2 separate regions of the Homo sapiens genome follow, and region 1 is linked to region 2. The links are chromatin loops, found by intact Hi-C in ENCODE. Cell type or tissue: mammary epithelial cell. All regions are shown on one strand. Links, peaks and the distances in the headings refer to the core of each region. The heading gives the core; the rest is flanking DNA.

Region 1 (15,410 bases), core at 2,762-10,761, 640 kb before region 2:
TGTCTCTCTCTCTCCCTCTCCCTCTCCTTCCAGTTCACCTGTCTACAACTAACCAGATCCCTGCTCTGCTCCGGAGACCCAAGTATCTTGGAGTTCATGGAGAGGGAGGAAATCCAGTGGTTCCACTAGGAACCCTAGAAAGGTGCATGGCTGTACCAGGATGTGCCCACACAGGATGGGATTATCAGCCTCCATACAACACGCTGGACTCAGAGCAGAGCAATGTGACAGTGCACTGGGGACACAGTCAGCCAGCAGGGCACTCTCCACCTGCCATGCTCACTCAGAGAGGGAGGAAGAGAAGTCCCTGGCACAGGCATCCCACTGAGAGGCATCAGAGCACTTGGGCAATTGAAAACTAGACCCTGGCAACCTGACTTTAGCCTTATTTCTTTTCTTTTTCTATTATGCCCCTTTACAGAAGTCAGAAAATAAGGAGAGGTGGAGTCCTGATGATCCTGGATCCAACCATACCTGAAGACAGGATCTGCCCAGACATAACAGATACGTGAGCCTTTGGGGCTTCTGCTGTGTCAGTTGCTTTTCTTTCACTCCCAAGAGTCCCAGCAAATACGAGTCACATCGCCTTGCCTCCTGGGTGTTTTCCTTCACTTTGTTTCCTCTTCCTCCCTTCTCATGCTTACCTTCCGAGAAGACTGCCTCCTGCACGAACCCTTCCCACAAGCCCTCTGCTTTCCCTGGCCTGCCCATTCCAACAGCCCTGGGATTCTGCCTCCTCCCTGTGGGCCACTTCCTCAGGTGGTTCCAAGAGGAGGTTACTGTGTACCCATCGGGGTCTGTCTGGGCAAGAGCACTGGCTCTGGACCTGGGCTTCAACCCTGACTCCCCCATGTATCGGCTGTGGGCTTCTGGGGAGCTACTCTACTCAACTCTCTGGGCAATGGGGATACTGATAGGACTGACCTAATAGGGTGCTTCTGCGAATGAAATGAGACAAGGCAGATAAAAGTTCTCAGCATAGTGCCTGGCATAGAGTAATTGCTCAATAAATGTTATTTATTGTTTTTTCACCCCTATAAAAGGCAGTCACTTGTGTTTAAAGATATAATGCCAATAGTTCTAATTTGTGCATTTCCTCACCCTTGAATGGGTTTCTCTCTATGTACCTTTCATACCTGACGACAGCAATACCAGCTTCAGCTAGAGTTTTTGGAAGACATCAGTAGGGTCAGTTAAAATCAATTCATTCTGCACAGATCATAGTGCCAGATGATCATAGGAACTGATGTCCTCTGGATGTTAGAATTATTATTATCGAAACTTAACACCAGCTTCGGTTTTGCAGAAGGAAGAACATGTGGCGATGTTTCTCAGCAATGGTCTTCCCCTACCAACATGCTTGGTATTCTAGAAGGTTATTTCAGGGCAGTGGTTCTCAATGTGGGTTCCACAAAGCCAGCAGCGCCAGTATCACCTGGGAAAGTATTAGAAATGCATATTCTCGGGTCCCACCACAGACTTGCCGGGTGGGGACCAGCAATCTGTGTTTTCACAAGCGCTCAAGTCATGGAGAAGATTCTCAAGCATGGGAGCCACTAATTTAGAAGTTTTACAGATTCTACATGTTTTAAGCTCTTAAGTCTGTCTTCTTACTATCCATATCTTCAGCTTCAAACAATCTCAGAAAACAGGGCTTTTAAAAACAGTCATTACTAATTTTTAACAAGAAAACATTTTAGAAGGGAAATCTATTAGCCATAGATGGTGCAGATTGCAGTTCACAGTGTGTTTTAGTGAACGCAAGGTGATCACCATGTCTTACTTTTTTCTTATTTTTTCTTTTGTCAACTTTTTATTGAAGTACAGTATACATACAGAAGTGTTCGCATATCCTAAGCATACAGTTAACTGAATTTTCATTAAATGAACATATCTATGTACCCAGCACGCCGATGAGAAAATCAAACCCTGCAGCACCCCAGCTCATGCTTCCTCCTAATCCCACCCCTGCCCCATCCATTGCCATTTTTTTCTTTTTCTTTTCTTTTCTTTCTTTCTTTCTTTCTTTCTTTCTTTCTTTCTTTCTTTCTTTCTTTCTTTCTTTCTTTCTTTCTTTCTTTCTTTCTTTCTTTCTTTTTTTTTTTTTTTGAGACAGAGTCTTGCTCCGTATCCCAGGCTGGAGTGCAGTGGCGCAATCTTGGCTCACTGAAACCTCCACCTCCCAGGTTCAAGCGATTCTCCTGCCTCAGCCTCCCGAGTAGCTGGGATTACAGGCGCCCGCCACCACGCCTGGATAATTTTTGTATTTTTAGTAGAGACGGGGTTTTGCCATGTTGGCCAGGCTGGTCTCGAACTCCTGACCTCATGTGATCTGCCCGCCTCAGCCTTCCAAAGTGCTGGGATTACAGGCGAGAGCCACCGTGCCCAGCCTGCAATTTTTTTTTTAAATTGCAGGAATATTTCAAACAGGCAATTTATTTTAAAGAAAGTTACTATCCTAGTCACCTCACTTACACCAAAATTATTTCAGTGTTGCTCATTCCCTTCTGCACATATATTTTATGTAGTTTTGTATTTTATCCTGTTAGAATGTCCCTGTTCCATGTTGTTACATAATTTTCATAAACACTATTTAAAACGATCCCAGCTTAATGTGTGGCTCATACCTGTAATCCCAGCTACTCGGGAGGCCAAGGTGAGAGGATCACCTGAGACCAGGCATTTGAGACCGACCTGGGCAATGTAGCAAGATCCCCAGCTCTAAAAGATGTTTGTAAAATTTAGCCAAGCATGGTGGTGCATGCCATAGTACCAGCTACTTGGAAGACTGAGGCAGAAGAATCATTTGAGTCCAGGAGATCAAGGCTACAGTGAGCTGTGATCATGCCTCTGCTCTCCAGTCTAGGCAGGGAGCGAGACCCCCATCTCTATAAATAAATAAACACTTATATACATACATAAAAGAAAGAAAATGACCCCACATTGTACCATCATATCAAAGTGTCAATTAACCATCATTCCCCCATATGTAGGCTGCTTCTATTCTGCAATGAACCTCCTCATGTCTCATGCATCCTTTTTCTTCTCTGGAATTATTTCCTTAGAATCAGCTGTCCGAGGAGAAATGACTAAGTCAAAGGCTCTGAATGTTTTATTAGGGCTCTTTATTATTTGCACTGTTTGTAAAAAATGTGAATCCCATCTTGGGTAATACTTTTGTGCATTTCTGAGCTCCTCCTTGCACCTTAAAATTTCTGGATATAGATTCTTCTCTCTCATGCCCCGTGAACCCAGAAAAATACTTCTGGTGGCACTGGGCAGGAGTGGTGGATGCTAGTAGATTATCCCTCATTGGGGAGGAGTGGCGGATACTAGTAGATTATCCTCCATTAGCTGGGCTATAGCTTGGCAGGGGCACCAGCAGGAGCCCACACCCTCCCCCAGGGGGTGCATGTGGAGGAGAGGGGGTTCAGGGAGAGAGTCAACCTTCCCTGAGGATCCTCAGAGGAGCTCCTAGTGGCCATCAAAGGCCCAACAAGGCCCCTTTCCCTCCTCAGGAGAGATGGAAATCATGGGGGACAGACAGTGAGGGAGCATAAAGTTGGACAAGAGAATAAGAGTGAGTTAAAACCCACAGGAGAATCCAGCCTCGCAGAACAATTGCAGGACCATGCGCTGATGGGGCTGGACAGGAGTGATTATTTATTCATGCATTGCTTGTTCTCCATTTCCTAAGGGACCTGCCCCCTCCCCTTGAAAGGCAGGCAGCACCAAGAGGATAGGATGAGTCTGGAGTTAGCACAGAGTGGGGAGGTCTAAAAAGAGGGTGCACACATGGGGCCATGTGAGGTCAGTGGGGTCACGTGAGGTTGGTGGGGCCACATGGCCATGGGCCAGAAGGGCAGGCTGGGGCTAGAAGGAATCAGACTGTGGGTTTCAATGACAATGTTCGTTCTGTCATCCTAGAGTCAGGATAACATAGAGCACAGGCTTTGGGGCTAGAGTCTCTGGGGTAGTCGTATAATCTGAGCAAGTCTCTGTCGCAGTCTCCTTATCTGTAAAATGGGAGAGAGAGAGTACCAGCCTCCTAGAGTGATTGTGAGATTAAATGGGTTCATAGGAGAAAACACTTAGACAAGCACATCCCATAAACCTGCTCCTCCCTGCACCACAATGTAGGAGTCAATGCTTTGCTGTAGACACAGCCAGGCAGAGAAAGGGTAAGGAGGGTCAGCCTGTGCTCTCTGCACCATCACTCATGAACCCAGAAAATGCCCAGAGAGAAACCCTAGCCCCTTCTCTGACTCTTCCACCCATTCATTCACCGATCCATTTGTGGTGATGATGAGAAAGGGCTGTGGAGCAGGTCATGTCAATGACAGCCATTCCTTCAACTTCTACCTCCAGCTCCCCATGGCTCCCTCTGGGCATTGCAAGGAAGAAGCAAGTTCCAACCTCCACTTGGCTGGAGCCCAGAGAGTCCCCTGCAGCCCCTCAAGGTTGGGGGGAAGAGATTGCGGAAGAGGGTCATCTGATCCTCTGCACACCAGACACCTGGGGCCAGGGTGGGGTGAGAGAGAATACTATTCACCATGCCTCATTTTCTGATTGGAGCAGGAGGCTGAGGGTGCAGCAGGAAAGTGTTGATGAGGAAGATGGGGAACTAACATCGAATGATTCCCTCCTATGTGTTGGACCCTGTGCTGGGTGCTCTGATGTATACAGTCTCACATATACATATATTATCCCCACTTTACAGAGAAGAAAACTGAGGCTCAGAGAAGTTAGGCAGCTTGGCCACCCTTGAGCATTTATTACTGCCCAGCATTGTACTGTCCAGTGAGGGGGACCCAGACAGGACAGAATATCTGATTTTTCTTTTTAAGTGGTGTCCATTAGAGCAGGAGAAATGACTGGCCTGGGAAAGTCTTGCAAATGATCCACATTGATACAAGCTAGAGTGCTCAGTGACATGGCTTGGATGGAGTACTGTGGGGACGTGGCAGACGAAACAAGTGACTTGGGCCCAAGAGGGAGTGGTGAGGCTTGGGCTGAGTCTTGAAAGTTGGGAACCATGTGGATGGGCAATGGGGAGTGAGGGAAACATGAGTGGTGAAAGGGAGAAGGGCGTGGTAAAAGTCTGCCAGGGTCCTTAACACACACAAACTCAGTATTTCGGGTCCCAAGCTGCCCTATAGAGCAGCATCCCCAGCCCTGGTAGCTGTCCCTATCTTTGTCCTTAACTTCTCTGAGCCCTACTTGGGTCTCTACCGCCTCTGGCCACCTGGCCCCGGCTTCAGACTGCAAGGAAGGCTGCCTGGAAAAGACCCATCCGAGGAGGAAGGTATACCCAAAGGGTGACATCTTTCCAGGGGAGACCCTAGAGAATAAAACAAACACGGATTTCAAATTCTCTCCTCCTTGGCCCGTGCAGATAAAGCCCAGGACCGGCCGGGCATGGTGGCTCATGCCTGTAATCCCAGCAATCTGGGAGGCTGAGGTGGGTGGATCACCTGAGGTCAGGAGTTCGAGACCAGCCTGGCCAACATGGTGAACGTTCATCTCTACTAAAAATACAAAAAATTAGCCGGGCGTGGTGGTGGATGCCTATAATTCCAGCTACTCAGGAGGCTGAGGCAGGAGAATCTCTTGAACCCAGGTGGTGGAGGTTGCAGTGAGCTGAGATCGAGCCATTGCACTCCAGCCTGGGCAACAAGAGCAAAACTCATTTCAAAGAAAAAAAAAAAAAAAAAGCCCAGGACCTACCTACACAAATGAGGCACACTCTTCCACCCCCGAGACCCCATGGGTTCTTGTGGGTCAGCCCCTCACCTTATTCTGGTCCCTCAGAAGCCTTTGGCCTAAGACACTGAGCACAGAACAAGGGACTGTGGTAAGAGTGTCTCCCATTTGGGTCACAATGTTGGATGAATCCCTCACCCCCGGGACCTCAGCCTTTACATCTGTAAAATGGGACTAATGCACTTGTCCTCCCCCTTCAGAGTGCAATGGTGAGATAGGTCCCTGGAAAAAGGCTGCTGCTATGTGAGCCTGGCTTCATCGCAGGAGCACTTGCCATGTCCCTGGCATCGTACTAGGCAGTGGAGAGAGCAAATATGAACAGAAAACAGCCTCTGCTGTCAGCAGCCCCACAGCCCAGTGGTAGGGGCAAGCAAGTAACACTAATGACAGGCACATGGAGAGGTGAGGGTGGAAGTGTGGGTGGGGGGGGGGGCGGGTAGAGGACCCTGGGGGCCAAGGAAGGGCTCACAGAGGAGTTGGCCAAGCAGATTTCCCGGGGGTGAGGAAGGGCATTCCAGATGGAGAGGTCAGGGTATGTGGATGCAAAGCAAGGGAGCAGGACCAGCCACACAAAGCTCAGCAGGGAGGCAGCAGGACCCAGCGGGGCTGACATAGGCTTGGAGTCAGGCTGCTAGGGTTCAAACCCCTGCAATGTGTGACCTTTTAGTTTTCTTTTCTTTTCTTTATTTTTATTTTGAGACAGGGTCTCGCTCTGTTGCCCAGGCTGGAGTTCCATGGCTCCACCATAGCTGACTGCAGCCTCAGCTTCCTGGGCTCGTGATCCTCCGGGTTCAGCCTCCTGAGTAGCTGGACCACAAGTACACACCACCACATCTGGATAATTTTTAATTTTTTTGTAACTAACATAGTGAGACATAGCGTCTCACTATGTTGCCCAGGCTGGTCTCAAACCCCTGGGCTCAAGCGATCCTCCTGCCTTGGCCTCCTGAAGTGCTGGGATTACAGGCATGAGCCACCACACCCAGCCCTTACAATCTGTGATCTTGGACAAGTCACTAATCGCTCTGTGCCTCAGTTTCCTCATAGGCTCTCCTGTACTTATAGTTTCTTCTCTTGTCCAGATAAAATGAGTTATATGCACAAAGCACTTAGAACAGTGCCTGGCACATGCTTAGCGGTTCATAAATGATGATGATGATGAAGTGATGGGGCTGGAAGGCCTAAATAAACCCACACAGAGGCAGGCAGGGCGGGAACTGTAATCCCCGAGTCTTAGGGGATGGTAATGGCTGGCGAACCCAAGACATACAGGGTGAACCTTAAGTCAGGCGGATTTGCAGAGATGAGGGCCTTTCAGCTGCCCATCGGTTTCAACAGCACATCAGAGAAAAAAGTGGTGGGGTTGGGGACTGTAAAAACAGCTGTCTCCTAGCTAAACTCCCTCCTTTGAGGTTAGAACCAGGAGGGCAAGCCCTGAAACCTCACCAAGATAAGGGGGTGCTGCCCTCTCCCCAGCTCTATCCAGGGGCTGTTTCAACTCCCGGACTCTCCGGGACAATGGCACGCTCGTGAGAGAGGCCGCAGAGCGAGGCAGCTTTTCTCACAAGAGCAATGGAGAGAGAGAAAGCCAAGGTCTAGGGTGCCTCAGAGGGCAAAGGTCCGTGGCCACGGGACGTGCCTGTGCCTACCCGGCGACCCTGCGCGCGGCCCGCAGGAGCGCGGCGATTCGGGGCCGTGTGCCACCAGAGGGCGCGCTGGATCTCAGAGTGTGCGGAGCGCTCAGCGAGGGGCGCGCGGTGGGAACTAGGAAGGGCGGACGGTGCTCGCCTGTGTGCGCGTGGGGGCGGAGGGAAAGAGGGGAGAGAGCCCGCGTTCCCAGAAAGCCCGGAGTTCGAGGGTTAGGGCTTTCCAATCAGCTAGCTCAGAGCAACCGGGGCCGAGGACATAGAAAAGTTACACTAGTAATATCAAACTTACACAATACTCACCATGTGCCAGGCACTGTTATCCAATCCTCACCAGAAAGCCAGATGTTATTATTGTCTCCACTTTATAGTCAGAGAAACTTGAGCTTCCCTGCGCCAGAGGTCCCACACCTGGCTGGGGCTAAACCTGGGATTTGAAGGCCCAGGGTCTGGCTCCAGGGCCTGTGCCCCCAACCGGTGCCCTGTAATAATACTTCTCTAGTAATCTAGTCTCCCAGGTCCGCTTGAGGCTTGATCACTTTCTCACTAGCAGCTCCCTGGTTAAGGTAGCTCAACCCTTTCCTGCAGAAGAGTTGAGTAGATACGTTCCCGCTTGCTAGGCTGGCATCACTACTGCAGCTGCCCCAAACCTCAAAGACTGCTCAGTGGCCGCCAACAGGTTCTGATTTAATTAACATGTACTGAACACTTACTGCATGCTGGGAACTGAGTTAAGGCATTTACATAGGTTCTTATGCAATGCTCCCAATGATGTGTAAATTACGTGTACTTGTTCTGATTCTCATTTTACACACGAAAAAAGTCAGGCGGGTAAAGGAGGGTAAGTGGTTTTCCTGAGTCACACAGTTCACTCCAGCCTGTGGAGCTCCAACCACCATATTCACTTATCCATTCATTCAACAAATCTACTCTGTGCCAGGCACTGACTCAACAGCGAACAGGACACTTAAAAACCTGTTCACTTGCTTTCTTGGAGTTTGCTTTTTTTTTTTTTTTTTTTTTTTAAGAGACTGGGTCTCACTCTGTCTCCCAGGCTCGAGTGCAGTAGTGCCATCATAGTTCCCTGCAGCCTTGAACTCCTGGGCCCCAGTGATCCTCCCGCCTCAGCCACCCAAGTAGCTGTGACTACAGGCATGAACCACTGCACCCAGTGAAGTTTATACTCTTCATCAGCTATAGAGAGTCCCCCACTGACATTCACCCAGTCCTTGTTTCTTGTTGGTTTATGAGAAGAGGTGAGAAGAGGTCATATGCTCTGAACAGAAAGGAAAACAAGCTTTTTGCATATGGTGGCATACATGAGATAATATTCCTTCACCTTCACCCAGAAGGTGGTATACTGATGGCTGTTATGGGTTGAATTGCATCCCTCGAAAAGATATGCTGAAGTCCTCACCCCCAGTACCTGAGAATGTGACCTTATTTAGAAATATGGTCATTGCAGATGTCAAGTTAAGATGAGGCCATACTGGAGCAGGGCAAGCCCTAACCCAATGCAACCAGTGGCCCTATAAGAAGAGGAGAAGACATGGGGATGACACAGACATGTTACAACAGAGGAGACTGAAGTGCTGCAGCTCCAAGCCAGGAACACCAGTGACTGCCAGCAACCACCATAAGTGAGGAAGACGTAGGAAGAATCCTCCCCAGGGTTTTATAGGGGGCATGGCACTGCCCATACCTTGATCTTGGACTTCTAACCTTCAGAACAGTGAGACAATACATTTATTTATTTTTAAGCCACTCAGTGTGTGGTACTTTGGTATAGCTGCCCTAGGAAACCACTCTAATGATATTAACTTTAATTCTTTTCCATTCATGGGGATGGTGTGCTCCCTCATCCAGGTTCTTTTTCTCACTCCAGCCCCACAGTGGCCAGGGTTGGGGGAATACTGAGGTGATGCACAGGTGCAAAGCTCACCGGCCTCAATGACATCTACCCCCAACCTGTGGTCTCAGCATCACCATCCTCTACCTGACTGAATAGACCCATGGTTACCAGTCAAGATGACAAAGGTGTATTCATCTGGCAGAGGCAAGGCAGACAGCAGGCAGGTGTGCCCAGGGCCCCTGTACCTCACCTGCCAGCCTCACTCAGCACTGCCAAAGCCTCATGTCACTGATGTACTGCCTGTTGATTCCTGCCGAAGGACAGGGCAGAGGGAGAAGCTGCGTCCTGCTAGTCCATCAAGCTGTGTCCAGGTGGTCCATGGTGGCATCAGGTAGAGGCCATCAGCCTTGTGGGGAGTCATGCCTGACCCGGTCTCTCTCCCTCAACAATCACCCCCTAAAGTGCCTCGATACAGCTGTCATTGTACCTGGCTCATCAGAGGGCTTCAGGCTCTGGGAGACAGAATATTGATTTGCTTGGCTTAGGATATTCTGGTTTGAAAATAAACAAAGTGCCAAATCTGAAAACTGGGGAGTGACTCAGTCCCTCATTGTGAAGTTACAGACACTAGTGGCTTCTGCCGTCCTGGTAGGTTGGGGCCCTGGCAACAGTCACTTTGAGTCTCCTGGGCAGCCATGCAAGTGTTTCTCAAACCCCTTCAGCTTGCTGACATTTTTCTGGATGTACAAACATTCGCAGGCATATGTCCTGTCTCTCTAGGAAGGTAGCAAACTTCTCGAGGGCAAGGGCTGTTTTGAATTGTTCTGTGTCCAGCACAGTGTTTTCTATGATCAAAGGAAGCTAGGCACATGGTCCGCCCTACCCACACCCCTGGCTGGCTTGAGGGCGGACATGCTTTAGTGAGAAGTAGAGGTTCCTTCTGGATTGTCCAGCCCAGCTTATGTGGGAGGGAGAGGAGCAGAGATTCAGGGCAGTTGCTCCATGTAGGTGTAGAGGAGCCCTTCATGGGAACCTCCCCCAGGATGGGAATTTCAGAAGTTGGGGCAGGTTGGTGGGTGGCAGCAAGGGAGTAGAGGAAGAAAAGAACGCTCCAGTATCACTCACTAAAAGAATACTTGTCTCCCACAGGAACAGGTACCCAAGAAAAGGAGTGTGAGGTGGCAGAGAGAATAGTAAGCCTGATGAATCTTACTGAATGTAAGCCTGGTTTTCATTAGACCCACCCCAGGCACATGGACCCTACTTCCCCAGTAGTGCAGCAGTATTTTCCTAGCTGCAAAGGCTCTTTCCTTTTCCTGAGTCTTTCCTTCCCTTTTTCCCTTCTCTATTCATTCATCACTAAACAAATCTTTAATGAGCACGCACTCAGAGTCAGGCACTGTTCCAGGTGCTGGGGACCCAGCAGGGAAAAACCAGACAAAATGACCTGCCTCTACGGAATTTACGTTCTAGTGGACGAGGATGCTCTCTGCTTTCCTTTTTCTCATCCTTCTCTTACCACCCACTAGGCTATTGGTAGTTCAGATAAACCCCAACTAGAGAGTCCAAATCTCATTCATTCATTCATTCTAGAGCTGTCCATTAAGTGCCTAGGATGTGCCAGGCACCATTCTAGACCCTGGAGATCTTGAGCATCTCGCAGGAGGCCACACCTTCTTGGGTTAAGGACAGTCTAAAAGAATTACCCCTCCCTTCCCAGACCAGTGCATCCCTCTGGACACAGAGATGTTGCAGGAAACTCTTGATTATTTGTGGATATTGCGTACAGAATGTAGATTGAGTTAGGTGTGAGCCACTGAGATCTTGCCTTTCCCTTTGTTGCCTCCTTTCGTGATCCCCGCTTTGCACCCTTTGGAGCCCAGGAGACCACAGAGGGAGCCCTGGCATGCACTGGGCCCCATTCCTGATGGGAGCTGTCTCCCGCCATAGCAGCTCAGCCACTCCGGACTCCAGCTGCCCCGCCAGCCCTCGCTGCTTTAATTAACTCTGTCCGGATGCGCTGACTCACTCATTGGCTCTGTGACCCCCCTGGTCACAGAGGACACCTCCTCAGACACAATTACATTTGAGGATGAAGCATTTCCTCTGGGCACAGAACAAGCTAGTGAAAGCTTTTCTGGGGGAGTGGGAAGGGGGGCCTGCTTGGAGATGACTCACGAGCAGGCCTTGAAGTTAGTGGCATCCCACAGGGTAGGTGTGTCTCATTCAAATGCTATATGCCCTACAGGCCTTATTACTCCGTGGAAGTTTCTGTTCTTGGGGGGAGAAAGAGGATGCACCCACCTTCCTAGGCAAAAGGGGACTTAACACCTGCATCAACACGGGGTATATCAGTAACTATGCGCAGTGTCCCCAAAGCCCCGGGTGGCACCCCAAAACCCCGCAATCACCCATATTTATTTAACACAGTCTATGCACTTGCCCAGACACAAAGGAAATAAATAAAATATGATCCCTCAGCCTAGATTTGAGAAGAAGAATCAAAGACTCTAAGCTCTATAGCATCCCTGTGAGACAGGTATTCTCAGTCCCATTTTATGGACTAGGAAATTGAGGCTTGGAGAGACTGAGTGACCTGTTTTCTCAGGAACTGCACTGGCTTTAAGAATTCAGTTGGCTAAGGATGATTCTGAGGTCTTGCACAGGTGAGCAGGAGGACAGCCCAGAAAAATTGAAGTCTGGTCCTCTTTCCTGACTTACATTTTAGACACAAGGAAAGAATACTAAGAAACCAGCCTGTGTGGGTATGACGGAAACAATATTCACGTTGGAAAACCTCCTGTTGTCCTGTAAGTACAGCCTCTTGCAAGTCTATGGAAACTAACAGTCTCAAGCCCCAGACACCCACCACAGGGCTGGGTCTGGTGCTGAGCCTGGGGGAAAGGTTATCAGTGTTTCCTTTGTGGACATCTGACATCTCTCTTTAAATTGAAGTGAAGGAATTTGCATTTTAATGATGATTTTACCAGGTTTGTGCCACCTTGAAGTGGCTAATAATTATTAGGTTGGTGCAAAAGTTATTGAGGTTTTTGCCATTGAAAGTAATGGCAAAACTCACAATTACTTTTGCACCAACTTAATGAAGGATACTGAACAAAAGAAATTCATTGGGAAGTGTGGTAGGTATTTAGTTTAAAACATACTCAGATGTCATTCTTATGACATCTGTAGGGACACAGCCATCTATCCAGCATCCACCTATCCATCCAAGTATTTCCTGACCATTTGTCACATATAGAAAGAACAGTGAATTAGACACACATGGTCTGTGCCCTCAGGTAGGAGAAAGGAAGTGGCTGCTGCCCATTGGTGATCTGACTGGTTGGTGACTCAGTGGGGTGAGGAGTCTCCTGAACTGTTTGCTCAGAGTCCTTGACCTCAAGGTGAGTGTAATAGAGATGCTCTGGACCTTGGGGTCAGGCAGAACTGGATTGGAGTCCAGGCTCCATCACTTACTAGCTGTACAACTTTGGACAAATTACTTAACCCCTCTGAGCTTTGGGTTCTTTATATGCAAAATGAAGAGATACCTACCTGGAAGAGTTGTTGGGCAGATTAAGTGAGCTATTTCAGTGTCTATGACATGCACTGTTGCAGGCACTGGCTTTAGCGTCCATAATAGTAGCTTAGAGTATTGGGCCCCCCATTCTGTGCTAAGTGTTACCCATTTAATTCTCATTTAGTTTTCTCGGTGTGTGTGTGTGACACACACACACACACACACTTCATGAGCAAATACTGTCCCCATTTTATTGGTGCGGAAACTAAGACTCAGGGAACATGTAACCAGCTCAGGATTGCATAAGTACTAAGAGACCTGGCTGGGATTTGAACCACATCTCTCTGCCTCCAGAGTCCATGCACAATAGTAATCTTTTCCCACTACCCACATACATAGGCATAGGCTGATAGCTCACAGCCTAGTCTAGGGTCTGGACTCCTCCTTCAGCCCACAGACAGTAACCCTGAGGTGGATGAGGAAAGATGACATCTGAAGGCATCAGTCTCCCTACAGGGTGATATAGGGAGACTGCTTGTTTCCAAGAGGCCAGGGTAAGGGACAAAGGTGTCAGAGAAACCTCACTTCCTGCTACAGCCCCCATAGTGGCATCTGGGTCCCAGCCTTGGCCTGGCTCTGCGGGCAGTGTTTGCATAAGCACGTGCCTGTGAGCATGTGTGTTGGGGGTGATGTTATTCACAGCTGCTGGCCGACAGTAAATAAGACAGTGGGGCTTGATTCATGAGCTCTGACAGGAAATCTATAGCATGTGGTGTCTATAATCCACAGACTACGGCGTGGCAAAATGAAAGAACAGCAGTCCAATTACAGAATCCTGGTGGATCCTGGGCACACCTCTCAGACCTTGCAGGACTCTGGCTTGGCTTGGCTGGGGATGGCCTGTCTGGAGCAGCTGGGGCAGATGCTCCCGTGGTCTGGGCATGTGGGGGAGCAGCCCCCAGAAGCAGCTCCCAGTTGAGGTGCCTGGGCACAGCCGGGCTGCCTGAGGGATGGGAAGGAGGGGCATGGAGGCTGGCACTCCCAGCCAGAAATCCAGGCTCAGGTCAGCTCACCCAGCACCAAGCCCCCATGGTGTCTTGAGGCCTAGCCCCAGGGGAGTCCCTCCAGCAGACAAAAGCAACCTGCAGACCCCTATGCTCTCTGCCTCCTGCTTTCAAACCCAGGACACTAAGGGTGTTGCCCTGGGTGAGCCAGGGATGGGTGCCCCGGGTGGAAGTCATTTCAGGGTCTGGCCTTTGGGGATTTAGAGAAGGCTGGGCTGTAGGCGTCTCAGCCGATCAGAGGGGTTAGCATTCCCACTTAGGACACATAGCAGTTCCCCACCAAGTATTACAGAAGTTGGAGGAGCAGCTTTCCTTCACCTTAAGGGCAGGATCTGCATGGATTCCATCTTTTTAGCCCTGACCATGTACTGGGTTGAATAGTATATCCTCAAAATCCATGTCCACTCTGTGAATGCGGGCTTATTTACAAATAGGATCTTTGCCTGTGTAATCAAGATGAGGTCATGTGAGATTAAAGCGGGCCCTAATGATATGTCTACAGGCCAAGAAACACCAAGCGTTTCCGGCAACCACCGGATACCAGGAGAGAGGCATGGACAGATCCTTCCTCAAATGGCCCTGCCAGCACCTTGATTTTGGACTTCTGGCCTCCAGAACTGCAAAAGAATCCATTTCTGTTGTTTGAAGCTACCTGGTGTGTGGCAATTTGTGACAGCAGCCCTGGGAAAGCAAGACACACAGCCTGGCACACAGTACCTACCTAAAAAACAAACGTGAGACAGAGCCCGGAAGGTCTGAATTCAAGTCTTGGCTTTATTAATTGGGTCTCTCTGATCTTATTCAAGCTACTCTGCAACTCCTCCTCTACAGAGCAGCCAGGGCAAGTGTTGAAAAGCACAACACTTTTCCTCTGGGTGGATACCCAGTAGTGGGACTGCTGGATCAAATTGGTGGTTCTACTTTTAGTTCTTTCACGAATCTCCACACTGTTTTCCATAGTGGCTGTACTAGTGTACATTCCCACCAGCAGTGTGGAAGTGTTCCTGATCACAGCATCCATGCCAACATCTACTGTTTTTTGATTTTTTGATTACGGCCATTCTTGCAGGAGTAAGGTATAGTATCGCATTGTGGTTTTGATTTGCATTTCCCTGATCTTTAGTGATGTTGAGCATTTTTTCATGTTTGTTGGCCATTTGTGTATCTTCTTTTGAGAATTGTCTATTCATGTCCTTAGCCCACTTTTTTGATGGGATTGTTTGTTTTTTTCTTACTGGTTTGTTTGAGTTCGTTGTAGATTCTGGATATTAGTCCTTTGTCAGATGAATAGATTGTGAAGATTTTCTCCCACTCTGTGGGTTGTCTGTTTACTCTGCTGACTGTTCCTTTTACTGTGCAAAAGCTCTTTAGTTTAGTTAGGTCCCAGCTATTTATCTTTGTTTCTATTGCATTTGCTTTTGGGTTTTTCGTCATGAAATCTTTACCTAAGCGAATGTCTAGAAGGGTTTTTCCAAAGTATCCGCTAGAATTTTTATAGTTTCAAGTCTTAGAAGTCATTATTTGAAAAAGATACTTGCACATTCATGTTTATAGTAGCACAATAG
Region 2 (15,410 bases), core at 2,697-10,696:
TTCTCTGTTTCTTCTCATCCACCCACTATCTCCACTCCCTAATTCCCTGTACCAGAAATATACAAGAGCCAAAGAAAGAATAGTGAAAAGAAAAAAAACCCCAAACCCAAAAAACTAAAATAAACAAACATGAGGCTAGGAAAAAGGATGTGGACAAAGAGAAAATGATGACTAGGCTAAAAGACAAGAGTTTGATGAGCATTATTATGTCTGTGCTTGAGAAGGACCCCAGATTTTCTAGAAACTTCCAACTTCCAGTAGTTATCACTTAACTTCTAGCCATGTCACACCCCAGTGCCCTGGTGAGTAACCCTTGCCTATGCATCCCAATCTTCCTCTAATAGATTGTCCAAGCAAGTTGCAGACTGTCATTCTCTGAATTCTTGTGAGATGCAAAGGGGCCCCGTGCTGGCTGCCTGCCTCAGCCAGACATTACCTCAAGGTGACATCCCTCCTGTCATCCTCTCCCCTCAAAGAACAATGAATTAGAAGGAGGGGAAAGCTTCTGCTTCAGAAAAAGAGGCTTTTCATCTCTTGTAGTTACTACAAGTACTTGATCTAACTTGGTCAACATGAAAAGCCTGACAAAAGTCTGTGGTGAGCTGGAATCGGGTACCAACACATTTGTCATTCCTATATTCTTTTTTTCAAGAGGGCTGCACATCTAAAAAAAAAAAAAATCATGTTTCTTCTTCCTAATCTTCCTTTTCACTGGAGCATTTTATTCTGAACCCCAGCAAGGATAAGATTTCTAATATCAAAGCGTGGAATTCTAAACTGAGTGTATGAAGCAGAAGCAGCAAAAATTAAAGTGAAACAAAAAAGCTTAAAGGAAAAGTTCCCCTGAAGGGTGAAAGTGCTCCACTCCATATCTCCCTCAGTCTAGTGGGGAACATACACTATGGAGAGAAAAGGTGTGCATGTTCATCTTTCCTCCTACCCCAGTAAGAGCTTATAGCTCTCACTAAAATCCATAGTAAATAAGCCATCATCATCATCTGACCACTATTTTCTTTTTTATTGTCTAGACCACAGGTCACATTAGTCTTGAATGTGACCTACTGGTCAAGTTCTGATTAACCTACAAAAGCTTTGTTTTTTCTTTTAAACTTTAATTACCTGAACAACATATAAAAATCAGACCTTCCTTCTTGCAGCCCAGGGGTAGCCAGGGCCCACATGAGGAAGATGGTGAGTTACAAAAAAAAAAAAAAAAAAAAAAGGAAGATGGTGAGTAGGGTGGGAAGTCAGCCAGAAGCACAAGGAGGTTTTCTAAGCAGGGAGGCCACCAAATAAGGGTATAAATCCATATAAAAACGGCATCTGAATGGGACAGTGGCCCAGTGGGGTCAGGAAACTGGCCACATACAAAGGAATTGAGCAAATAAATAAATATGTTAAAGATACTGCGAGCCAGATTTCCTGCTGTTGGAAAAGAGATTTTAAAATATGAAAAGCAAAAAACAAGAAGGAACTCTGTAGTTTTGAACTAGAATTGTGCGTACTAGTATAAACTTCTATTTTTCAACAATACATTAGAGACAGATATAGAAATACAGATGTACAAGTGTATATGTACATAAATACATAATTTCCTAACTCTGCTCATGGCCAGGGTCTGAAAGCAGAAATGCCCCAAAACAATGAGCGTATCTAGCACCCAGATATTGATTTCTAAATATTATACTCCAAGAAAAAGCAACCAGTGCTCCTTGGAGAAATGGTTGATTCCAGGGATAGAATAGAGAAAGAACAAGATGAGCCTGAAACATCTTGTGCTCAAAGAATGATAAAGACATGTCAAAAGGACACAAAGCCAGCTTGAGAGGTCTCCCACTGGCCAAATCTGGGACAATTTGAGCATCAAAATAAATCATGATAGTAAAGAATTATAACCCATTAAATAAAACAGGAACGCTTGAGTCTGCATTGGTATAAATAAATAGATGAATAAATAAACGAGAAGATAAAGCTCTTCCTCACAGAAAAATGCCAAGAAATAAAAGTTATGATGGAATTAAAAAATCATCATTTGGCAACTATTACAGCAATAATTCATTAAGGCAAGAAAAATCAATAGATTTTTCTTAAAAATGAGAAATGAGATGAAGAATGAAATTTTACATGATTTAAAGTATCTCCTTATAAAATACTTACTAATTACAAAGGGTAAGACCAAATAATTTTACAGTGGAGGAATCTAGCAGATGACCTAAAGCAAATGGTCAAACACCACTAAATGACTAGCATGTGCCATCACATATAATGCAATGACAAGAATTAGTATCACTTTTGTGGTATTCTGGCCCCAAATGCATTACCTAGGTCTCTTCATGAGAAAATATCAGACAAGCCCAAACTGAGGGACAATCCACAAAATGACTGGCCTGTAATCTTCAAAAATGCTGAGATCATGAAAGTCAAAGAAAGACTAAGGAACTGTTTCAGACTGAAGGAGACTACGGAGACCCGACGGCTAAATACAACATGTGATCCTTGATTGGATCCTTTTGTAATTAAAAAAAAAAAAAATCTTAGGACAATTGGCAGAATTGGAATGAGATCTCTAGACATAGGGTAAAAGGTAATTTTTCATATAATTCTTACAGCTCTGACAACTCTATAAGTTCAAAACGGTTTCAAAATTAAAAGTGTAAAAAAGTGCTTTGTTTCACAGTAAAAATCTACATGTTCAAGCCTCACTTAACAAACCAGATCTGGCAATACCAGTATCAGCTGCTGGCACTAAATAGTAAATGCCTTTAGATGAGACATGTACTCTCCATTCTCCAGTCTCCACTCTTCCTTCAGTGAATGTACTTGTGAGCATTTATGTTAGTGACCTTTGATTTAGACCATCACATATTATCAAATTTCATCTTCTCTAGGTCTGAAGTTTCAACACCATTTCTCTATTAACAATAACCTAAAAGAGCACTATTTACTAGGTACCCCAGGACCAAGTTTGCACATACAACCATTCGTCACTTAACAATGGGGATATGCTCTGAGAAATGCATTGATAGGCCAATTTCATCGTTGTGTGAACATCATAGAGCGTATTTACACAAACCTGGATGGTATAGCCTACTACACACCTAGGATAGATAATACAGCTTCTTGCTTGTAGGCTACAAACCTGTACAGCATTGTACTATACTGAATACTGTAGGCAACTGGAACACAATGGTAAGTATTTGTGTATCTAAACATAGAAAAAGTAATACATTGTGTTATGATGTTACAATGTCACTAGGCGACAGAAATTTTTCAGCTCCATTACAATCTTATGGGATACCATAGTATATGTGGTCCTTCCTTGCCCATTGTTATAAAGCACATGACTACATGACCACACTTATCCTAATGTAGACCAAAATTTACACGATGGAGTCAGTCTTGTATCTCCCTCTTAATGAGATCAAGATTTAGGAAAGTTCTCACGACAGACCTTTAAGGCTTTGACCTTTAAGCTAACAAAAGGTGGGAGAGTTCCTACTTTCTTTGTTAAATTTGAAACCCTAGGTACTATTTTGCAGCCTATTGATGAATATAGAACTATTTGCCGCCCCCTCCCCCCTTTTTAACCACAATGAAAACAAATATGAATTGTTTTGGACAATATCTTTATTTTGACAATAAATTTTTAAATCACAAGTTACATTTCCTTTTCGCTTTCTAATGTTTCTCACTGAGAATCAAGATAGTGATCAAGATAATTTGATCAAGAGAATCAAGATAATTTGTCTAAAAGTCTGAATGTCTGTGTGGAGAAAAGATTTCAATGTTTGGCATATGGTAGGGACTTGGCAAACATTAACTGAAACTGCACTGGAGTTGCTTGCTCCAAGATCTTTACCAATATGGAACCAAAACAAGAAGGAAAGCAGAGAGTTAGTGGGATCTTTTAAACTCTCTTCCCCTATTCAAAAACCAGTTTGTTCTTCTAAGAATATGACCCCACATGTTCTTTTTTTTTTTTTTTGTCCTGCTGTTTTCTTAAAAACTTTTTTTTGATACCAATATCTTCTTATGGTCAGAGTCACAGGCATTCTAGATGTAGAAGCTTAACATCCTCTTTGGTAGTTATATTTTCTGACAAACATTCACTACAAATGTACCAAGAAAAGAGAAGGCCAGCCTCGACCTCGCTGTGGCACATGAGTTATCCTTCAACAGGTGTAGGCATTTTGAGTCAGAGAGGCCTGGACAATGAAGAGACAGCACCTCAGGCAGCCTTGCCAGGAGCCACTGGGTTTCATCCTGGCCTGACCCAGAAAAATCTTATGGAAGAGAACAAGAGGCCCAAGAGCTCTCTGATCTGCTGTCAACCAGCTGCAGCCGGGAGACTGCCAAAGCGCTGCAGTGACTAGGCAGCGCCCTACAGAGCCGTCTGGGAGGGGATTACCAGCCTGATCCCTTGTCTTTAGAGCCAGAAATGACTCAAACTTCACAAACAGCAAGGGCCTGCCAGGGAGGGTGACAATGAGCACTGGAAAGGGTTTTCTCCCCCTTGTTGGTGTCTCTTCCCCCCTACTTGCTGCTGTGGCAGATTCTGGACAGTGTGCAGCCTGTGAGGTAATCTGAATTCCTTGGCAACCAGCAAGTACCTGAATTCTTTCAAAACCACAGGAATCCAGCAGAGAAAAGGTAAATATCCCTGCAGAGCCAGTGTTAATTAGCAAGGAAGGCTACTGAAGAAGGAACTGGGGGTGGGGAGAAAGGGAAAGGCACTACAAATGTTTTGGGGTCTTTTCTGAATTTCCACTGAATAATATGGCTGAGGCAGAAAAAAGGCCATTCCAACCGGGACCTTCCCAGAATCCTCTCTTCCCACCTCCGCCGCATGGGTGGAACTCAGCTCCCTGGATGGATACTTGCATGCCCCCCAAGTTGCTAGAGCTGCCTATCTTTGGGTCTCTGGCAACATATTTAGTTTTTAACTCCATTTTGTTTTAATTTTTTTGAAATTTTTATTTTTCCTGTTTCAGTGAAAATCTGGCTATTAGCTTCATCTCAGAAAGGGCTCTGTCAACTCATCTAAACCCAATACTGGATCCACCTAAAGCTGTAAAATCCAGGACAAAATCTTTTTGGAGTCCACCCCTGACAGGAAAAAGAATCTGCACCATTTTGGTAGAGCATAGCACCCCTCTGTGGAAACTGAGTGTCCCCTGGTGGTGCAAAACAGCAACACGCAAGTAAAATTCAAAAGCACAGGGGACCTCTGAGGGCTACTGTGGGAATCACAAAAAGCTGCACCCAAATACCAGGGGGACAATTGCAACACTTCTTCAATACTATACCCACACATGAGAAAACAGTGAGAGCTCTCCCACTTCTTATGTTAATAAAACAATAAGGACAACTGAAAACACTCATCTATACAGAAACTAGGGTTTTCACGAATTTAATTTTGTGTTAAAAAATTTTACACAAAATAACTTATATCACAAAACTGTCTTGTGAAATGAATTTAATCTTTCTGTCGCCTAGTATTAATTTGAGGTCCAAAACAGAAGTGATAGGGTGTAAGGGAATTCATTTCTAAAGAAGGAAATGAATTGTATTTGCCTCCTGTTCCGTCTCTTTAGGAAAGATTATGGTTTTTCTTGTTGAGCCTCAACGTAACCCAATAATCTCATCCCAAACTGATGATCTTCAGTTATGTCTACATAAATTACATGTGGCCCAAGATAACTAAAAGCTGCAGATCTGGAGATGCTACAGACTATCGACATAGTTGAACAGACTCTGAGGGTTACAACAAAGCAAGTGAATGTCAAGATACATAATTAGTGAAGACACAAGAACTTAGGCACATTGAAATTACTGCACGGAACAATGTGCCCTCGCAGGACTCCCGCAAACAGTGCATCATATTGCCATGCGTTATGCTTTTGTAAAGCTTTGATAAAGCTTTTATATTCACCTACACTTTCAGGTAAACCTAACCAAAGCCCTGAAAATTCATGTGGCTTTCTGGTTCTACTTGGTCTGAGTTTTTTAAAAGCTGTTTTTCTAATTATTCTGTGAAAAAACATCCATTGTGTGTGTGTGTGTGTGTGTGTGTGTGTGTGTGTGTGTATAAATTTTTTTGTTTCTGCTGGAAGCAAAAGGGTTATACTTAATTCAGTAGATTCTGACTTCCAACACACAACCAGTAGCCAAAGCACTTGCATATTTGTAGTAAATTCTATAATAAACATTGGTACTGTTGTTCTCATGTTGTGCTCTGAACCAGAAAGGTCTTAAAATTATGCCAAATTTTACCCATAGAGAGGGCTGTTAATATTGTAGGTGAAAATATCTTTGGAATATTAAGCAAAACATATTGCTATGATGTCCTTGAGAAACAGTGAAGCACAACCTCCATCTCTTTTCTCTATTCCCAAAGTCCAATTTTTGGCAGGACATAATCAGTTTCTAAAACTTGACACAGGAGAGAAGTGAAGGTGAGGATGAGCAGAGGAAGGAGAATGATGAAACTCATAACACAAAAGAGAGAAAGCTCAGAAGTCTCAAATTATAAAGCTGAAAATCCTCAGAACCTTGCATATCTGAGAAGTCAGGACTGTATTTTACCATCATTTTGTTTTAAATAATATAGGGAATAGGCTTTTTCTTGGTCTTTTTTTTTTTTTTTTTTTTTTTTTTTAATGAGATGGGGTCTCACAATGTTGCCCAAACTGGTCTTGAACTCCTGGCCTCAGGCAATCCTCCCGTCTCGGCCTCCCAAAGTGCTAGGATTACAGGTGTGAGCCACCACGCCTGGCCAGGAATAGGCTTTTATACCTAATTTTGTATAGTGATACTTCAAAACGTGAGAGCACGTGTGTCTACAAATATTATCGACAATTTCTTTCCTATAAAAACCTGATTAGAGCTAGTAGTCAGCTCATGTTCAGATGCCTGGTCCAGCCCTTTATCTAATAACTGCGAGATGTTTCAGTTCTTCCCTTTCTCAATTTTCAAGGAAGAGGCCAGAACTAGGGAGTTTTGGTAGTCTCCAATGTTCCCAGGGCTCAAACTCAAAATCTCAGTTAAGAATATGACAGGACTTATAAATGCTGTGACTGCCACCTAGAGGCGAACGGAACACAGAGCTCCACCAGCGAGGTTTGGTTAGTCTGCTCTCACTGATTTCAAGTCATAGGATACATGTGAAAAAAACTAAGTCTCTAAAATCATTAAAAGACCATTCTAAAATAATAGTTGTCAGAGTACAATAATATCTGTCAAAGCACCTGTACATAAATAGGTAGCCTTCTTTTATCCATGGTATTTCCCATCTTCCAATTGCATTTTCTAAAATACAGAAACATACACAGACCAGGCTTTTTTAGCTTGTCGTGACCACTCACAGATGCAAATCACCTCCTAAACTGCTATGCTTTATAACAAGCTTGTCCAACCTGAGGCCCACAGGCTGCATACAGCCCAGGACAGCTTTGAATGTGGCCCAACACAAATTTATAAAGTTTCTCAAAATATTATGAGTTTTTTGCAATTTTTTTTAAGCTCATCAGCTATTGTTAGTGTATTTTAGGTATGGCCCAAGACAATTCTTCTTCCAATGTGGCCCAGGGAAGCCAAAAGATTGGACACCCCTGCTCTATATCAAAGGCACTACGCATAAAAAGAACTTCAGGGCAAACTAGTTGGCTAATACAAAAATTTAGTTTTGTTGGGGGGAAGAACACAGCATAGTAGTTACATACTTATTTTAAACAATTTAAAGGGTTTACAAAAACAATTACCTGTAAAATTCTGTGGCTAGAGGAAACAAAACTTCAAAATATAACAACTTGAACTTAATCTTGTAAGTCACATTACCTTAAAACTTAGAAAGCACCTCAACAGGCCAGGTGTGGTGGCTCACACCTGTAATCCCAGCACTTTGGGAGGCTGAGGCAGGCGGATCACGAGGTCAGGAGATCGAGACCATCCTGGCTAACACAGTGAAACCTCGTCTCTACTAAAAATACAAAACATTAGCCAGGCATGGTGGGGGGCACCTGTTGTCCCAGCTACTCAGGAGGCTGAGGCAGGAGAATGGCGTGAACCTGGAGGCAGAGCTTGCAGTGAGCCGAGATCACGCCATCTCAAAAACAAACAAAAAAAAGCACCTTAACAAAAAGAGAACAATGTATGTACAACCACTGTAAAGTAACTTGCATGTTAAGGAAAAAAAAAAAAACCCTCAATTAATACCTTCCAAATATGAGAGGGCATGAAATTGTCTGAGCCCTGAGCTCTGGAGTCAGATCCATGAGGTCAAATCCCCATTCCACTTCTCCCACCTCTAAATCTGTTTCCTCAACTGCAAAAATGCATCAACTAAAAGGTTGTTGCGAGGATGAAAATAAATGCCTGGCATATAATAGGCAAATACAGGTAGGATTTTATTTTTCTTTCTACATCTATCCTGAAGAATAACAGCAAATTATCTTAATATCCTAGGAGCTTCATAACAATTGTCACTGCAGGAAAATACCATATGATCCTGGATCAGTGCTGGGGAAGATGTTTACACACCTTATGTGTGGACATGCAGTGAGACTACAGACAAATAAGCCTAATTTCTGAAGTTCTTTTTAGGCATACTGGCTTTGATGTTATAGAGCACAGCAGTTGAGGAGGTGGATTGCATCTGTAAGCAGTAATGACAAGTAAAAATAGCATGATCTGATTTAATAAACTTGTTAATGGATCCACTCTTAATATACCCACCCTTAATATACCCACCCAACCCCTTCACCCCCAAACAGCTTCTTACCTAGCCAATCCTTCTTCATAGAGATAGATGACAAGAGGATCATAGGAAGTCACGAGCACATAGAGGCGCACGTCAAACTTGAAATCTAAAAAAAAAAAGTTTGTATTCACAAAAAAAAACTAAGTTCATTTGTTTCCTGTTACAGAATAAACAACGAAACCAAGAAACATGAAAGAAAGAACATTCCTACACTCCACATGAAACACACACTGCTCACACACCTTGACTTCGGAGGATAACTAATAATTATACTATATAATTGTACCGTATACATATTATGTATATAGTACATAATAAAAACCGTATAATGTATATATACATTAATATAACTGTAATGTATATATAATGCATATGTGTGTCATTTTCATATATATTAATTACTGCACAATTTTCATACATATACTACTATATAACCTATAAAGCACTTTCTCTTATATTGTCTCATTTCACCTTCAGATAAATCCCGTGAGATAGGTAAGGAACCTGCTGCCTTTCTGGAGCCACACATGTCAAGAATTTCACAACAGTATAATAAAGACTTACTAGAGAAGGCTATGAAAAGCTTAAAAAGTTGAGCAAAAATCTGGCCCAATTTGGTCAAGGGCCTAATCACAACTCACCATCTATGAGCAGGGGGTTGTTAATGTAACGGGAGACCAAAATGTTCTCTTCCAGGGAGATCTGGTTTGGCTATTGAGTAAAGAGAAAGAATGAAAGAATAGAAATACACAGGAATCCTAATTTACAATAAGGGAGCAAAGTTCTTAACCTTTAAAGAAATGGTAAGGTGGAAAACTAAAATTCTGGTTAAAGTTTCCTCCAAGGTACCCATATATTCAGTTGGCCATATAATATCACTTCTATAACACTATAGGCATCCAATTACGATGCAGGAAAAATAAATTTACACAGTACCTCTCACATAATAAATAATAAATAAATAAATAAATAAATAAATAAGCCTAATAGCCTTAAAGATGTATATACATGATATTAAATAGTTACCTGCCAAGAAAATAAGAGCCACTTTAAAAATAAATGAAAACTTGCTTTCTCCCTGAAGTATAATGGAAATTTAAAAATACTACTACTATTCTTAAATGAAGGCTTTCATTAACATGTTTGGAGAACTTACAGATCCACAATGGATCCTAGCATTTTCTCTGTAAAATGAGATAGGTGTTTAATTGATTCACTTAAGGGTATTTGCTAAGCAACTGTATGCAAAGAGTGAATAAGGTCTTTAAAAGATTTCTTCAATGAAAAACAGTTGTTTATACAATAAATAGAAAAGTACTGTGGACACTGCATATGGCACTGGGGATACCATGATGAACATAACACATATAATCTCTGCCTGGCAGATTTAAGATTCAGTAAATCCCTATCCCTGAAAAGTTTAATATTTAGGTAGAGGAACAGCAAAATATAGAATTTAAAAGAACACAAAGCAGCATTTCTATAAATACAAGATGCCAGGTTACAAAGTTAAAGTGCAGACCAATCAGGTGGGACCAGTCAGGGAAGACTTGTCCCAGAAGAGTAGATGCAGAAATGAGTGAAGGCTGGGAAGCACATGGTGGAGAAGAAAGGAGCCCATCATCGGAAGATGGCACGCACCAAGCCCAGTAGAAAGGAGGGTGGGCCGATTCACAGACCTGGGGCTAAAAGACTGAACTGGGAAATTATGAAAGACATGGTTAAACAATGAGGAGGGAGGTACCCTACTGACAAAGGGATTTGAACCCCTGGCAAAGGGAGTTTATATTTAGCATGGTGGGAAGCAGGAAATTATTGTGGATTCTAGATTAAGGAAACAGCAAGATTAAAATATCTGGGAGAAAAAAAAAAACCTTCACATGTGATTAGATAAAGCTGGAAGTCACCACAATCCATGTAGGACAAAAGGGCTCCAAAAGGGAAGTGGTAGTGATAATAATTAGGTTGATAATAGCTACAGTAAAGGCAACAGAAATAACCATCAACATTTGCAGACACAAAATTTAACAAATGTACTAAACACGTGGATGTGCCAAGTGCTGTTCTAAGTCTGTTCACAGGATTATTTCATTTAATCCTCACCCAACCCCATGAGGCAGGTATATCACCATCCACATTTTATAGATTAAAAAAGAATCAGAGTGGGTTAGGGACCTGCTCAAAGTCACGGAGCTAATAAGCAATAGAGCAGCAACGGAATCCAGGGAGTCTTCCTCACAGGCTTCGCTTTTAGGCTTTATTCTTACCTCTTCCCAATATTCTGCTCTCAAATTTAATTGTCCCCCAAATTCAAAAGTTTGTCTTTATAACAATGCATTTCCTACCCTCAATACTACTACTGTTTTTCATATGATAATTTTGTGACCTATAACATTATACACAACCAGTATGAGCAGCTCTGAAGTCAGAATGAGAGTCCTCTCTCAGTTCCCACTGCTGCTATCTCAAAGTCAGAACACAGCTTTCACAACCCATCTCTACGCATCATAGGAACACAATGACATCATTACTGATTCATCCCTAATGAACTTCATCATCCATACCATTTCCTGACTCCCTTACATTTCTTGATCAGCTTCTCGTAAGTACTATCTCCATTTTGAATCTGCTCAATGAGAATTGATGCAATCACTATACAGCTGCAGGCTATGTTGTAAACGTAAAATCAAACAATCACAGCTCTCTTCCTACTGAGTAGAACCTATAGGCTACAATAAATATCTACTCACCCAACTTTTCTCCACAGCAGAGAATATGCTGATAGTGGTCATCATTCCATGACACATCTAACGCCCATGCCCATTTCCTCTCCTCCCTTGCTCACCATACACATTTATCCTTTGAGTTACACGTAACATAAACCCTTACAATATTTAGGTAACTTTACTATGTGTTCTATTGTCTTTATCCCTCACTTCTATCCGCATTGGGAATTAAACTGTAGACTCCCAGAAGAAAAGAAAGGTTTGGATATAGTTTCTTTGCACAGCGTTACAGACTGAAGAGCAACTAAGAAAAACTTTTTGATATCTTCAAGCCTGTTTCCTTTCATCAATCCCCAGTTAACTCATTTCAAATTATTCCAATTCAAAGCTCAAACTGCCTCCCAAAGAATGCTGAAGTAGGAATCTGAATTGTTGGGAAAGTTGGAAACACATCTTTCTTTTCTAAGACAGCATCTCATTTCTTCGCCCAGGCTGGAGTCCAATGGTGTTATTTCAGCTCACTGCAACCTCCACTTCCTAGGTTCAAGCAACTGCCCTGCCTCAGCCTCCCCAGTAGTTGGGATTACAGACACGTACCACCATACCCAGCTAATTTTTGTATTTTTAGTAGAGATGGGGTTTCACCATGTTGCCCAGGCTGGTCTCAAACTCCTGGCCTCAAGTGATATGCCCGCCTCAGCCTCCCAAAGTGCTGGGATTACAGGCATGAGCCACTGCGCCTGGCTGGAAAGGTATCTTTCTAAATGGACCTTAAGGTTAAAGCTCATGGTATCTGTTAAGTCATTGTAAAGGAGAATGATATAGTGGTTAAGAGTGTCTATGCTGGAATCATCTGGACCTGAGTTACAACCTTGACTCTACCACTTATTAAGGAAATAATAACTACCTCATAGGGTTCATATATGGATTAAGTGAGATTATGTTTAGAAAGGACAGTGGTAGGCTCAATAAACATTAGTTATTATTACTGCAAACTTAACAGAATATATGTGGTTCTAATTACAAAGTCCCACAGCTCAACAGCATTCATCACTACCTGCTGCATGCCATTCTACTCAGAGTACTGAGTGGTACTATTATGAAAATTGGAGATACATAATAATTAGGAGAATTTCTCAAAAGCTTTTAAGGAGTGACAACACAGTAGGCACTCCTGAAATACTTGTTGAGCAATGAGAAAAACAAAGGGAACCTAAGATAAAAACACATAAACAAACAGAAACAAGAGAGTACAGAATTATATTCACGAATATAGGAGGGACTAGAGTGACCTAACACTCTCCTAACATGTGAAAGTCTCAGAGAATGTATCAATACTGTATTTCCCATGGATCATGTGTGAGACAAGAATGAGTAAACTTGACTTCCATAATCAAATTCATACCTTAATCAGAAAACACCCATTCTTTCCCCTCCTTGCTTTGAATATACTAAATTGGGAAAATATGGCATTTAGTCATGGTTACTGAAGGAGTGGAGCAAACACAGCTTTGTTCCTTTATGCTGTATTTCTAAAGAGCACATCCTTATGAGACCACGTTAGCCAACCGAGATGTTTCCATCTGTGGTCCACACTTCTCTTTTCAGTGTTACATAAAAGTGATGCTTTTGCTATCCTTTATCTCGTTCTCGTAATGGTAAAAGTTGCTATTTGCAGAGAGTTTCCAAAAGGTTATGACTACTATAGGGAAGTTTTAGTAAGTGGCCCTCTCACTCCAGTGGGAAGAGAGGGGAAGATATTTTCATTTGGCCCTCACACCAACTCCATCCCCACTGCCTAAATCCCTCACTCACTCACATTAGTTCTGCTCCCAGACCCTCTGCCTCAGCATTCCCTCTCCTCACCCTCCTGCTTAAATCTAAAAGGAAAGCAGGCAGCAGCCTTGGAAAGAGTTACTTCATCCAGTTGGCTAATGGGTCACATATTCCATGGGAAAGGATCCAGGCATGGAAAAGAGGGGATGGTTATGCCTTTTGTGTAAGGAGAGAGAAGAGTATTAACAACATGGTTTGCAGGTCTGGGTAAAAGGTGGTAAAATTCCAGTTTTGGGGTAAAACAGGAGTATTTTCCCATTATGTCCGCATGTTGCCAGCTCCCCTCATGCCTCCTGGCATCCTCCCAGGCTTCTGTCTGGCACTTCCACTAAATACCTAAAAGAATCAGACTCATTCCAAAGCTTCACAAAGAGGGAGGGGGAAGGCAAAAGGTCCTGCCAAGTACTTTGATCTATGCAGGGGGTCTCAAAGGATTCAGCCCAGGGAGAGGTGGGAGGGAGAAAAAGACTCTTACATAGCCTGCCAAACACATTCTCTAAGACATGTCACCCCACTGAGATTCGGCATCCAGGGAAGAGTTAGGGCGCAGGGTTCTCGGCTCCACCAAGGAAAGTTTAACTTTTCTATCCTTTATGATGCTAGCTTTAAAATAACAAATCACTAGGGCAAAAAAGCATTCCAAAAGAAAAAAGTCCCAGATGAGCTGGGAATAGATCCTATTCTTTTTGACTCATATCTAAGAAAATAAAAAGCAAACTTGTACCATAGCTGACTTTCAATAGCAATTCCATTTGGCAGCTAAAACCTAAACCCAAACTAGTGCCGTCTATGAGATTCAAACAACACTGGAGCTCCTGGCACAGAGCTGAAGGAAAAGCTGTTGGAGAGGGGCCTTCAACACCAACGTCAGAGCAGAGACAAGAGGAGACAGAGCCAAGGCATATGACCATGGCCTTATGTCACAGGAGACTCAGGGTAAAAGGCCTCCAGAGTGGCCTAGGCCAGGTAACAGAAGTTGCAGCCAATGCCTGGGGCTGTAGCAGTTGCTCTATCAAAACCAGATCCTATATTTCTTTGGCATGAAGGGTCTGGCCATCATTGTTTACGGTACTGTTTTGAGTCCAGACTGAATTTAAGGACTTTCCAATGTGAAAGATCCCTCAGAAAGTTAGTTTCTACACATATGGCAAACAGCTCAATGTGAAAAGACAAGTGGGGAATTTAAGATAGGGTTCTGGTCCCACATACAACACATCTACCTACCCCTGCCCTTCCAGAGTTCCAGTGGAAGGACAGAAAGAATATTTTCAAAAGAATGAAATGATATCAAAGCTAGGAAAAAGTAAAAGAAGCCAGAAAAGTCCAAAAGAGATAAGAGTGACCTTCCCAAGGAGGCTCCTGCAAATTTCCAAGCTTGTACTCAACAAACATGAAGCTCAGGGATCAGCCAAGGAATTAGAATCAGATAATTAACAAACAGCATTTGGAACAGTGAGGCCAGGAGACGTGTGGGTGCAGAAATCTGATAGAGAAGAGTAGAACTTGAGGCTACCTTATCACCAGTACACACAAAAAGGAAAAGAAAGGTAGCTCTGCCCAAGAGGGAGATCACCAAAATCCTCCTCTGCATTCACAATATGGCCCACTTTATTTTGGCAAGGTGGAAGGGGAGTGCTTCTCACCATGTCCACCTAAAGTAAAGCCTGAGAGTCAACATGTTTTGCCCTTACACAAAATTCACAGTCAGCCTCTTCCAGGGAGAAGATATTAGGAAAAGAGTCCTACACAACCACAGTAGAAACCCAGACCAGCGGCCAGTTTCATTCAGTCTAGTCTTTTGTTCATAAATATGGTCCAACATGTAAGGATCATCAAAGCTGAGAAAATCCAATAGCAGGGGAAAAGACAATCCCAATAAAATTAAAGGACAGAAGAGAACTTTACAAAAATTTCCATTGGTATCCTCAGAAGGAAAGGCAGGCAAACTGCATCCATTATGCAACAAAAGGTTGTTATTTGTAAATAAAAATAAAGCAAATCAGAATATGAGTTTCTGGAAATCAACCTATGATACCCAATATAAAAATACAGTAGATAAATGAATAATAAATGGATAAACCTCAACCTGT

Evidence for each region. Hi-C counts contacts between places; a loop is a spot of excess contacts. Peaks named below come from ENCODE experiments on the same cell type or tissue, not always from the same donor. Only the 100,000 strongest peaks of a DNase experiment are listed, where the experiment ranks them.
Region 1: it touches region 2 in a loop (16-fold over the local background); 24 of 110 quality-filtered maps call a loop at or near these places.

Annotation. Positions count from the first base shown.
Region 1 is chr14:76,345,011-76,360,420 of GRCh38, reverse strand. It overlaps a transcript of ESRRB not described here. Among named protein-coding and RNA genes, the nearest start is that of ESRRB, 23 kb to the left of the region's middle. RefSeq lists an enhancer at 7,185-7,374. In mammary epithelial cell, for the core only: a CTCF peak has its summit at 7,459 (motif pointing right); no DNase peak of the experiment used is centred there; H3K4me3 peaks cover 286 bases.
Region 2 is chr14:75,701,077-75,716,486 of GRCh38, reverse strand. It overlaps TTLL5 (tubulin tyrosine ligase like 5), which reads right to left. Exons shown (of 32, transcript NM_015072.5): 8 at 9,400-9,469; 9 at 8,780-8,864. Among named protein-coding and RNA genes, the nearest start is that of TTLL5, 48 kb to the right of the region's middle. RefSeq lists an enhancer at 4,499-4,608. In mammary epithelial cell, for the core only: CTCF peaks have their summits at 5,175 (motif pointing left) and 7,088 (motif pointing left); a DNase peak (open chromatin) is centred at 4,466; H3K27ac peaks cover 1,325 bases.